Regions from separate parts of the Homo sapiens genome. Here regions 2 and 3 are each linked to region 1. Evidence: chromatin contacts called from ENCODE Hi-C or POLR2A ChIA-PET data. All regions are on one chromosome and are shown on one strand. The core of a region is the stretch at or near the end of the contact, and the rest is flanking DNA. Distances in the headings are between cores, read along the strand shown. Region 1 holds the start of RPL37A-DT (RPL37A divergent transcript). Region 2 holds the start of STK11IP (serine/threonine kinase 11 interacting protein). Region 3 holds the start of GMPPA (GDP-mannose pyrophosphorylase A).

Region 1 (3,545 bases), core at 514-3,013:
GTTTGTAGTATCGCCCTGTCAGGTGATACTGAGTTGCAGATTCACAAACCTGCAGCAGTCTAATACTGTTCAGAAAGACGAAACTGTGGTGGTCCTGATGGCCTCAAGTTCCAAATACAGTTTTGAACTAACTGACCCCTTCACCTATTTTTATCAAAACTTGCAGTGCAAATCAACGTTCAGTAGATTCAGCCCCACTAATGGACCTGCACAGTATCATGACAATGTTCACAACAATGTGCCCAGTGACCATCAAATTCTAAAGTAGTCTGTGAATTAGATTTCCGACTTCTATTTTGGTAGTTTTGTGTTTACTCTTTCAATAACTGAAAATAAACCACCACGGAAGAATCCTGAAAATACAAAGGCATCCTTATTCTCTCAGTCCTGAGAAAGTGTTAAAACTAGCCCATCCAGCAGCAACCTGGAATTTGGGCCTATGTGGTCCACACACTTCCAAATACCACAAGGAACTAGACTCACTTGTACGTCCAGGCACCGCCAGCCACTGTCTTCATGCAGGAACCACAGTGCCAGATCCCCACAGCTCGTCTCTTCATCTTGGTCTATAAAAGAGAACCAATTTTCACTATGAACCAAGTAAGTATTTTCTCTTACAAGCATCCAGAAGTCTAAATTTGGATTCACCTTATTGTCAGGGATGTGAAAGCCTCCCTTTCTCCCTCAAAAACAAAACAGGGATTGCTGTAATGCAGTATTTTGCACATAAACGTTCAAACCTTTATCAAACAAAAATCCCTCGCAGAACAAGTAGAATGGTATTAGATGCACAGACATCTTGGGAGTTGGTGCAGAAACATCAGTAGACAAAACTGATGGAATCATTTCCCACAAAGCAGGTTTGGCTTAGGCTGGGGGCACTCTGTCAAATGATTATTTTACCCATTAACGTTTAAGCGGTTTTCTTTAAATGAAAAACGTCTCACAAAATCTGAAGTTACCATCAACACTTTTATCTTAAAACTCATAATCAACGGTATGAGTAATTCCAACTGCCCACCAGCACACGGCTTATAAAATACCTTGAAGTCAGGCCTCACTTGGGTAAGAAACCTGCCCTCCCTCTCCTCTCACCAGAGACTTTGCCTTACTTACTTTGCCACAGAAAGAGCAAGTGTACTTGGCGTGCTGGCTGATTTCAATTTTCTTCACCATTTTCCGGAGGGAGGCCCCATAGCGGGTCCCGTATTTACCGACGATCCCGACTTTCTTGGTACGTTTGGCCTGTTTAGAGTGAAGGGAGAAACCAGTGATAGACCTGGAACCCAGGCAGGCCCTGGAGCCTCCACACACCGTTCCTCCACCTCACTGACGTGTGACCGACATGTGAATTACATATGACCTAGTTTTCCCTAAATTCAACCCAACGAAACCAGTGCCCAGGGCTGGCCGCGCGCTCCGAAGGCCCGGCGTTAACCCGGCTGGAGCGCGCCAGGCCCAGCCAAGGCGCCCCCGCCCCTCCGCCTTGGGGAGCTTCCGACAATGGTGTCTCCTGCAAAGGCATGGAGACAGGAGAGAACACGGGGTAAGGCAGGAGAGGAGATGGGTGCGGGAGAAGAAAACAAGGACAGATGCAGGCAGATAGAGTTCTAGGCCGCACAGAGACCCACACTCACCATGTCGCCGCGACCTAGGTCCGAGCCCAGAAAGGAAGAGACGCGGTGCGCAGGCGCGGTATTAGGCGGACGAGCGGAAGTGGCTGGTAGAGGCCTAGCTAGGAACTGAGCTCTATGGTTTGGGCGTTTTCAGGCGGCCTCCTGAGAAATGTTTGCAATTGTAAGGCGTCTCTCTCATCCAGGTTTACCCAGATTCGCAAACTATGGCGACAAACAACCATAGCAGAAGCATGTCCGGATTATTTCACATATATCACAAAATCCTGCAAAGGTACGAGTTCCTCCATTCGATGCACAGCACTTGGCTTGGAGAAGTGCATAAATCTTACATTTGTGGGGCCGGGCGCGGTGGCTCACGCTTGTGATTCTAACACTTTGGGAGGCGGGGTGGGTCAGGAGTTCGAGACCAGCCTGGCCAGCAGGGTGAAACCCCGTCTCTATTCCAAATCTCATTTATTTCCCCCTCTGCATTATGCTCTCTAAAAGTGGCTGACTGTGCAGGATGCTAGCGACAGTGGTGACTAAAATCCAAGGTTCCATTCCCAGAACAAGTTGCAGGCCAGCTGCAAACGATCATATAGCCACATTAAGAAGTTAGACAGTTTCAAACTGGTCAGAGTTCTGAAGGAAAGGACGATGGTTCTGCTCGCGACTAATTCAGAAGAGCCTGGTGTTTCCTGAGGAAAGTCTGAGATTGGAAGGCTGGGGAAAAGTTAACAGTCACCTTGGAGTTTTGTGTTCCAGCTGCTGCATCTCAGTGCGGATGGCCTGCCTTCCACTTCATTTCAGAACTCACTTCCATGGCCCCACACTAGGCTGTTAAGACAGCTTCCTGGTCCAGGCCTGAACCCTTAAACTCCAACATCTTACCCTTTACCCACCGTCAATTCTCTGTCCCTCCAGGTCTCTCAAAGGGGTCAGCAGGGAAGAATTGGATTTCTGGTTGAGGCCGGGGGTGGGGAGGGTGTGTTCTGGAACTAGACACATGATCTTCTTTCTTCACGTAGAACACACACACTAGGAAGTTTGGTTGCCTTTTTTCAGGGGATGGCTAATCCAGAGAATAAGAAGCTCAGAAAACTACTGGAATAAGAGTGTAAGAGAGAATCCATGATTAGAGGGCCAAGAAAGACCATGGGAGCTGAAAGGCATTGTGTGGCCCTGATTCCAATCAGAAGTCCGGTAACAAGTAGCTTCCGTTCCCAAAGCTTAATATTAACTGTCTCAAATAATTTTGCACCTGTTCACTTTTCCTCACAATTGTATTAAAGTCAACTTGCATACCTGGGCTGAGGTGGGAAGATCATTTGAGCCTGGGAGGTTGAGGCTGCAGTAAGCTGTCATCACGCCACTGCAGTCCAGCCTGGACAACAGAGTGAGACTCTGTCTCAAAAAATATATATGAATCAAATCAAATCAAAGCAACTTGCAAACAGCTATGTACTTCATATGGTTACAATTGTTGGAGGGTAACACATGGTAGGCACTGAGTATTTTATGTGGATGTTCTCATTTAATTTTCCATTATCCTTTATGATAGGAATGATTATTATCTTCATTACTAAGAAAAAGAGAGGAAGTCTCATGTAATGATTAGGAACTTAGAGGCTCTGGATTCAGTATGGGTTCAAAACAGAACTCTGCTATTTACCAGCTGTGGGACCTCTGACAAGTTATTATATACTTTTCTTTCTTTTTTCTTTTTCTTTTTTTTTTTTTTTTTTTTTTTTTTTTGAGACAGAGTCTCTCTTGGAAAAGATTCTTTGAGACCAGGAGTTCTAGGCAGCCTGGACAATATAGCGAGACCCCATCTCCACACACACAAAAAAATAATAGGCCAGGTATGGTGACACACATCTGTGGTTCTAGCTGCTCAAAAGGCTGAAACGTGAGGATTGCTTGAGCCCA
Region 2 (3,545 bases), core at 569-3,068, 3.1 Mb before region 1:
GCAGCCACGCAATCAAGATACAAAACTATTCTGCTGCCACAAAGCTCTTCTCCTGCTACCTCCTTGTAGTCACACATTCACACACCCACCATTCATCACTGAATAAATTAACAAGTCCTACAACCTGACATGAAGGATTCTGTATGTACTAGACACTGAGGATAGATACAGACATGGTTCAAGGACTCTTCCCACGTTCAAAGGGCCTCCTAGTTGTCTCCTCCCAGAGAAGGATATAAGACATTTGCAAAGTTATCAATACAAGCCAGGAAATGAAACTGCTACTGGCCAGGTGCTGTGGCTCACGACTTTAATCCTAGCACTTTGGGAGGCCAAGGCAGGTTAATCACTTGAGGTCAGGAGTTCAAGACCAACCTGGCCAACATGGTGAAACCCCGTCTCTACTAAAAATACAAAAATTAGCCGGTCATGGTGGTGCACACCTGTAGTCCCAGCTACTCAGGAGGCTGAGGCAGGAGAATCACTTCGTCCCAGGAGGTGGAGGTTGCAGTGAGCTGAGATTGCGCCACTGCACTCCAGCCTGGGTGACACAGCAAGACTCTGTCTCAAAAAAAAGAAAAGAAAGAAAAGAAAACTGCTATAAAGAGAGCTTCCACAGATATCGTCAATAGGAGCATGGAGTGATGGAGGACAGCTAACATTAACTGTAGTATGTACCAGATGACTTTGGTATCTCATTCAAACCTTCTCAGAATCTCTCAAAGAGAAGCACTATTAACCCCATCTTACAGATATGAAAATTGAGGTTCAAAAAAGTGAAAAATCTTGATGGAGATCATATAATTGGTAGGAAGTTACTTCTCCTATCTGATCTCAAAGCCAAGGCTTTTTCTACCACAACTAATGCCAACCAAGTATTCAACAACTACTGTGGCTCCATTATGCCCAGGCACAGTGCCAAGCATCAGGGAAATCATTACAATAACAATAGCTCCCAACTGTAAGCAGTTACTATACTTGCAGGCATTGTACTAAATACATGAATTAAAACGAATCCCCACAAATGTTAAGTACAATCACTATGCCAATCTGTGAGGAAAACTGAGCCTCAGGAAACAGTATGGCAAGTTTGAAAGAGGGTTGATATTCCAACCCAAGTGGGTCCGACTCCAAATCTCGTGCTTCTATCTACTGTATTTAGTACCTTGCTACACAATAATGATTATGACCGAGATCAGTCCCTGGTCCTGAGGGGCTTTTAGTCAGGTAATGATCACTTCCTTCTGACAGTGTCAGAGAAGGCACGGAGGGAGGGATACCGCCCTTTGGCCTCAAAGGACGGCTAGAGTTTAGGCTATCACAGGCAAAGGACACTGTAAGGGCGAACAAACCTGGGAAAAGTAAAGAAATTGAACTCTGACACCTGGTGACCCTACCAGTCGTAACTCCATGACTCTCAGGGCGTGTCTCCAGAAAGCACCACCCCCACCTCGTCCGAGGTCCGAGGCCCAGCCCAACCGGAAGTCCACTCACCGGACTCCCGCAGCAACCCCGCGAGCTTCCACAACAGGGAGTCCCTCTGAGCGGTCGTCATGGCCACGGGACGCTGGGGGGCGGAGCCTGGGGGGGGAAAGAGGAAGCGGAAGAGCCTCAGGTGGGCGGTAGTGCCAAAAGCCCAGGGCGTCCGCGCAAACCGAGGCGTCATGCGGAGAAAAAGGCGAGAAAGAAAAGAGAGGAAGAGCATCCTCCTGGCCGCCCTTTCGAGGAACATAAGTCCTGGTCAGACATACCGAACCTCCCCGTCTGGTCCTCCTACCAGCTCAGCTGCCCGGCGCCTATCAATGATGGAAAGGAAGTCCCGCCCCGGAAGAAAATCGAGCCAAGGGACGACCGGAAAACATGTCTCTGCCGCCGGAAACCGCGCCGTAGATCATGCAAACGAATCGAAAAGGGGCGGTGCGGGGGCTGTCTCCTGACCGCGGTGGTGGCTGCAGTGGTTCCCTGGGCTTCCTGGCCCGGAGCTGGGCACCCATTATTCCCCCGCCCTGCGCAGCCTGGGGCTCCCGCTTGGCTTTCGGCGAGCCTACCGCGCCGGTGAGGAAACCCTGACTCGTTTGCAAACTGGGCGGGGAAGCAAAGTTTAGAGAAATGGAGCTTTGTTAGATAAAAATTTTTTCAACGCAAACAGTCATTTTCCAGTGAAAGGAGAGCGTATCCGCCGTAGGATGGACTTAGATCGTGTAAAAGCTGAGGCCACCGAGGATATAACCTCCGGGGTCCTTTGCCTCCTTTTCCTTAGACTCCCTCCAAACTCGTGTATCTTTCCTTCAGCAGTACTGGGCTCCACGCGAACCTAGTCCTTTGTCTTTACCCTATTACCTTTCATAACATCCTAGTTGAAAAGTAGTTATTCAACCGCGTTTGAAAATGAGAACAGGTTCACAGAGGCTAGGTTACTTGCGAAGGTCGTTCAATTAGTAACCAGTAGCGCCAGGACTGCCAGTTTCTTGCTTCCGAATTCTCATGGTAGCTTTCACCAGGCTCCCCGTCAAATGCTAACGTCAACTACTGAACTAGATTAGCAAAAAGGTCTTTTAACAGAATTCCTGGTTTTCAGAGAGAGTTTCTTTCATGAAGCGCCCCATTTCTACAGAGGAAAATCAAAATGAATCCTAAGCCAGTTGAAAGGAGGGATAGGATCATAGTCATCTTTATCCCAAGTTGCCAGATTTGAAAGATTTTATTTTCTCAAGACAAAATATTTGAAATGGCAAATATTTCAAATATTTTGAATATTTGAACCACACAATTTCGCATTCATGGCATACTACTTGTGCTCTGAGCTGAAAGCCTTTTAGGTTAAATAAAGTAAGTGGAGATACATCCGAAGCAGCAGTGTTGAGCTCAGAAAAACAATACCCCAAAATACGGCGCTTTGGTATGCTGACTATTTTGAACTAAAAGAGACTGGAAGGCCTCAGGCACAGTCTCTCCGACCTTTTCCTGCCCTCCTGTCTCCCAGCCTTCTTTCTTCCCCAAGGCAAGCCATAGAAACCAGAATTCCTCTTCCCCAAGATGAGTCACAGAAACTAGAAGCCCTCTCCCCCAAAGCCAGCCATAAAACCTAAACTTCCCCCCACCTTTCTATGTAAGAGCTGGCCGTGGCCTGGCGCGGTGGCTCACGCCTGTAATCCCAGCACTTTGGGAGGCCGAGGCCAGCAGATCACCAGAGGTCGGGAGTTCGAGACCAGCCCAACCAACATGGAGAAACCCTGTGTCTTCTAAAAATACAAAATTAGCCGGGCATGGTAGTGCATGCCTGTAATCCCAGCTATTCGGGAGGCTGAGGCAGGAGAATCGCTTGAACCCGGGAGACAGAGGTTGCTGTGAGCCGAGATCACGCCATTGCACTCCAGCCTGGGCAACAGGAGGGAAACTCAGTCCAAAAAACAAGCTGGCCGTAAAGAACTTCTCTGGCCTACCTTGTCTGATAGGCCGTAAGACCCTCATTCTGGAAGAGATCCTGCCTCATACCTGGGAGGAAGGAATGCTACACAGAAAGACCTCGTTGGGTTTCCACCTGC
Region 3 (3,545 bases), core at 472-2,971, 3.0 Mb before region 1:
GAATTCAAACCAAAACCTTGCCTGGCTCAATACGAAAAGCAATAAAGAAATGAGCAACAATGTGATCAAGGATATGAATTTGTGCTTGGTTATCATTAAGAGTCTCCATGCTACGGCTTTACATTGTCTCCAAGATCCTTGCCTGATCTCACATTCCACACTTTAAAAATAGGAGTGAAATCTGAGCAGGAAGAGGCCAGATGAGAAACTAGATTAGGGGAAGACAGCAGGGCAGCTGCACAGCATAACTTGAGGGGGCGCCATTCACATTGTCATCTGTGAATGATGGTCCTTGGAGTTATGCCTGGTGGGAAGAGTTCATGGTTGGGAAAGGGGGAAACAGCATGAAGATAAGCAGGAAGTGAGGTGAGAGAGGGGAGCCCCTGAGGTTACCTGGGCACAGGCTTCAATATGGTGTTGGATCATAGGGACCCCTGCCACAGGAAACAATGGTTTGGGCACCTCAAAAGACAAAGGTCTGAAGCGAGTTCCTGGGAGAGGAGAGAGGAGAACATTTCGGCCTCCTGCCTTCCTCTGCCCCCATCCCGCCTACCACTCCAGCCCAACCTCCTCCCCCCATTCCCCTGGCACCTCACCCTTTTGAGGGCCTCCAATCAGGATCACCGCTTTGAGCATAATGGTGACTGCTACCTAAACTTCAAATTCCAACAGAGAAATCAAGCTCAGATCTCCTACCCCAACCAAGCCCCAAAACCCAAATAGCAACACTTAGCCCTCTCCCAAGATGTAAACCCAAAGCTCAATATAGTCTCTGCCTGGACCCAACACCTCACAAATCCCACACATCTCAAATCCCAGCAGAGAAATCAAGCTCAGATCTCACACCCCAACCAAACCCCAAACCCCAAATAGCAGCACTTAGCCCTCCCCCAAGATGTAAACCCAAAGCTCAATATAGTCCCTGCCTGGACAGAACCTCACAAATCCCACACATCTCAAATCCCAACCCAGATTCCAGTCGGCCTTCAAACCTCACAGTGATTCCTCCCAAATTCTGAAATTCACACCCCACAATTTGATCTCTAAAAGACTTCCCTCTGGCCATGAACAAATTCTGCAAATTCAGAAACCTGGCAGAGACTCCCTTCTCAGACCCAAACCTCAAAATACTGAAGCCTCAAATTCCCAAAGTGTTGCGTCTTCATTCTAGATATTAAGCCCTGAACCCCAATAGTGAACCCTGAATATTGGACAGCAAACCCTGAGTGAGCCTCAGATATTTAACTTAAATCCTGAACGTAATCCCCAAGTACTGAACTAACACTGATCTGAATTTGAAGAACCCCTAATCCCAGCAAAAATCCTCTATATGCTAAACATGAATCCTAAAACTAACCTCTGTATGTTGAACCCCAAATCAAAAGACAGGTTCCCTTGGCATCTCAAACACTGAACCTATTGACCCCCCTCCAGTCCTAATACGGACGACTGGGTCTAAATCTCTGGATTCGGAGGATTGATTGATTGCTGACCCTCTGAACCCCACAACTGACTCTGTCCAATAAACCCTGGCCTCTCATTGCCAGGGATTGTGGGACCAACACAGGGGCGGGCGCACCGAGGGCCAGCCAGGACCTCGGAGCCCGCTCTCCGTCTAGAGGGTGTCCCCTGCCCCTTACCCCTGCCGCCACCCCTCCACCAGCTCCCTTTACCACTAGCTCCCTTCACTCCAGCTCTGCCGCCCGCTACTGCAAGCTCCTTCCGCGCACGTGTCTTCTCGCAAGTCGCGAGAACTCATTCGCAGGGTCTGCCGGGAATTGTAGTCTGACCCTTTACCCGCTTTCTAACTTTATGGGAGAGGAAAGAGGTGCTGAAGTCCAGGGGTGTGACCAAGGGATCGCGGGGCGGGGTTAAATGCGAAGAAGGGTGGGGCCTGAGAAGCCCAGCCTGGAACTTAAGACTGGGACCCGAGCTGTTGGGGAATCGGCCTCGGGGCAGCAGCCGAAGTGAGGAACTGGGTCCCACAGGAAAACGGGACTAAGGACAGCAGGGGTGTGTGGCCAGCCCTGGAAGGGGCGGGGCCAGGGGCAAACAGCCACAAGGGGCTGGGGCTGGAGGCGCTCAAAAGCGGAGAAGGCGGAGTCCCAGGCCCAGCCGGCGGTACCGCTGGGAAGTGAGGGCGCCTTGGACGGCGAGGGCAACTCTTATCAGTTTGACTGTCTGAAATGCAGCACGGCGCTAGGCGCTCTCCAGACCTCCCTGTGACTCCAACAGGCTGTGACCTTGGCGTGGGGGTCTGGAATACGTGTGGGCGCTGGTGCGGGGGAGAGGGAATGGCGACGCGGAAGAGCAGGACAGACGCGGAGGGTCAGAGAGCAGCTTTATTAAGCAAGCTGGTGGAGGGCTGTGGGTCCCACCACCCCCGGGCTCGGCGCCAGGGCGGAAGGTCCGGGGGTGCCGTTCAGGCCACGTCGACGCGAGCGAAGCTCTGGTCCATGCCCAGGCTGTTCTCCACGTACACCTCGTACTTGCCGCTGTCCTGAGGCGTGGCCCGGCGAATGGTCAGCGTCGTGGTGGTGCTGCCGATCTCGAAGAACACCCTGCGGAAGGGCGGCGGGGAGGAGGGCGGAGCCGTGGTCAGTACACGGGCGCACTGGGCGGGGCTCCTTAGCCAGCTCTGTTCCTCGCTGCCCAGTCCCCGCCCCCGTCACTCCAGCCAGATTTCTGGGCTCAGTCCCACCCAGGTTCCAGCCCCAGGCCCTGGCCGTGCCGCAGGTCCCGGCCCTCGCCTGTCATCCTCCTCGATGTCCTCCCCGTCCTTGGTCCAGCCTACGTCGGGCGCAGGCTCTCCCAGGATCTCCGCAGTCAGCGTCACGGTGGTGCCTTTGCGCGCCTTAGTGTTGTCGGGTCCCTTTTGAATCTTCGTCGGGACTAGCGGAAGGAAAGGGGAGCGAAACCCCGTGAAGGACCCGGAGATGAGGCAGGGCATCACCTCACCGGCTAATACCCGGCACTAAATACAGATGCATTTAAACTCGCAGTGTGACGTTGAGCAAATCATTAGCCTCTCTGGTTTCATCTCCTTGGCTGTTAAAGGGACTTATCCCTGCCTCTCCTACTTCTCGGGGTCGAATAGAGGATCAAGAGAGATAAGGCGGGCGAAAGCCCCTGAATGTTCACACATCTCGCGGTGCCTCAGAGACCGCTCCGGGTAGTGGAAATTGCCAGAGTTGGGAGCCAGAAGACCCGGGTCCAACCCTGGCTCTGCCTCTGGCTTGCTGTGTGACCTTGGGGACCCGGAGCCGCGTGATGGAAGTCCACAGCTGACTGCTCAGCCCGGGTGGAGCTGGATCCCGAGGTAGGGAAGGACGCACTTGGCTGGCGCGGCGATGCGCCCCAGGCCGTGCCCAGAGCTGGGCTGGCGGGGACCCTGTAGCTAGGCCCAGAGGTAAACACGCGCAGCTGGACCGGGCTGCGGGCTCTGGCTGAGTGGTGCTGGTCTGCGCCCTGGCGCTGCGCCCGGGGCGCGCGTACCTTCCACGAGGATGCGCGCCGAGTCGGAGCACTGGCCGAAGGGGTTGGTG

Evidence for each region. Hi-C counts contacts between places; a loop is a spot of excess contacts on that map. ChIA-PET counts read pairs that join two places held with the same protein, here RNA polymerase II (POLR2A). Pooled maps may share reads with other maps.
Region 2: a loop to region 1 is called in a map of B cell, with 26 times the contacts of the local background. The contact joins the promoter of STK11IP here to the promoter of RPL37A-DT in region 1. A Hi-C loop is called at or near these places in 1 of 168 maps with a recorded cell type or tissue (B cell), 1 of 37 single-sample maps with no recorded cell type and 8 of 50 pooled maps. POLR2A ChIA-PET finds 5 or more read pairs at or near these places in 1 of 52 experiments (B cell).
Region 3: a loop to region 1 is called in a map of CD8-positive, alpha-beta T cell, with 8 times the contacts of the local background. The contact joins the promoter of GMPPA here to the promoter of RPL37A-DT in region 1. A Hi-C loop is called at or near these places in 2 of 168 maps with a recorded cell type or tissue (CD8-positive, alpha-beta T cell and naive thymus-derived CD4-positive, alpha-beta T cell) and 7 of 50 pooled maps.

Annotation. Positions count from the first base shown.
Region 1 is chr2:216,496,970-216,500,514 of GRCh38, reverse strand. It overlaps RPL37A-DT (RPL37A divergent transcript), which reads left to right and starts at 1,763. Exons shown (of 4, transcript NR_183317.1): 1 at 1,763-1,908. RPL37A (ribosomal protein L37a) reads right to left here and starts at 1,671. Exons shown (of 4, transcript NM_000998.5): 1 at 1,638-1,671; 2 at 1,117-1,245; 3 at 484-566. The coding sequence starts at 1,640. RefSeq lists enhancers at 1,595-1,984, 2,165-2,254.
Region 2 is chr2:219,596,130-219,599,674 of GRCh38, reverse strand. It overlaps STK11IP (serine/threonine kinase 11 interacting protein), which reads right to left and starts at 1,818. Exons shown (of 25, transcript NM_052902.4): 1 at 1,752-1,818; 2 at 1,495-1,581. The coding sequence starts at 1,555. RefSeq lists enhancers at 1,377-1,436, 1,647-1,866.
Region 3 is chr2:219,497,067-219,500,611 of GRCh38, reverse strand. GMPPA (GDP-mannose pyrophosphorylase A) reads right to left here and starts at 1,721. Exons shown (of 13, transcript NM_013335.4): 1 at 1,674-1,721; 2 at 597-656; 3 at 394-491. The coding sequence starts at 636. SPEGNB (SPEG neighbor) reads right to left here. Exons shown (of 5, transcript NM_001286811.2): 3 at 3,496-3,545; 4 at 2,751-2,892; 5 at 2,325-2,561. The coding sequence ends at 2,423. All of the region lies in intron 1 of ASIC4-AS1 (ASIC4 antisense RNA 1), which reads left to right. RefSeq lists enhancers at 1,652-1,841, 1,846-2,663, 2,664-3,481, 3,482-3,545 and a silencer at 2,672-2,751.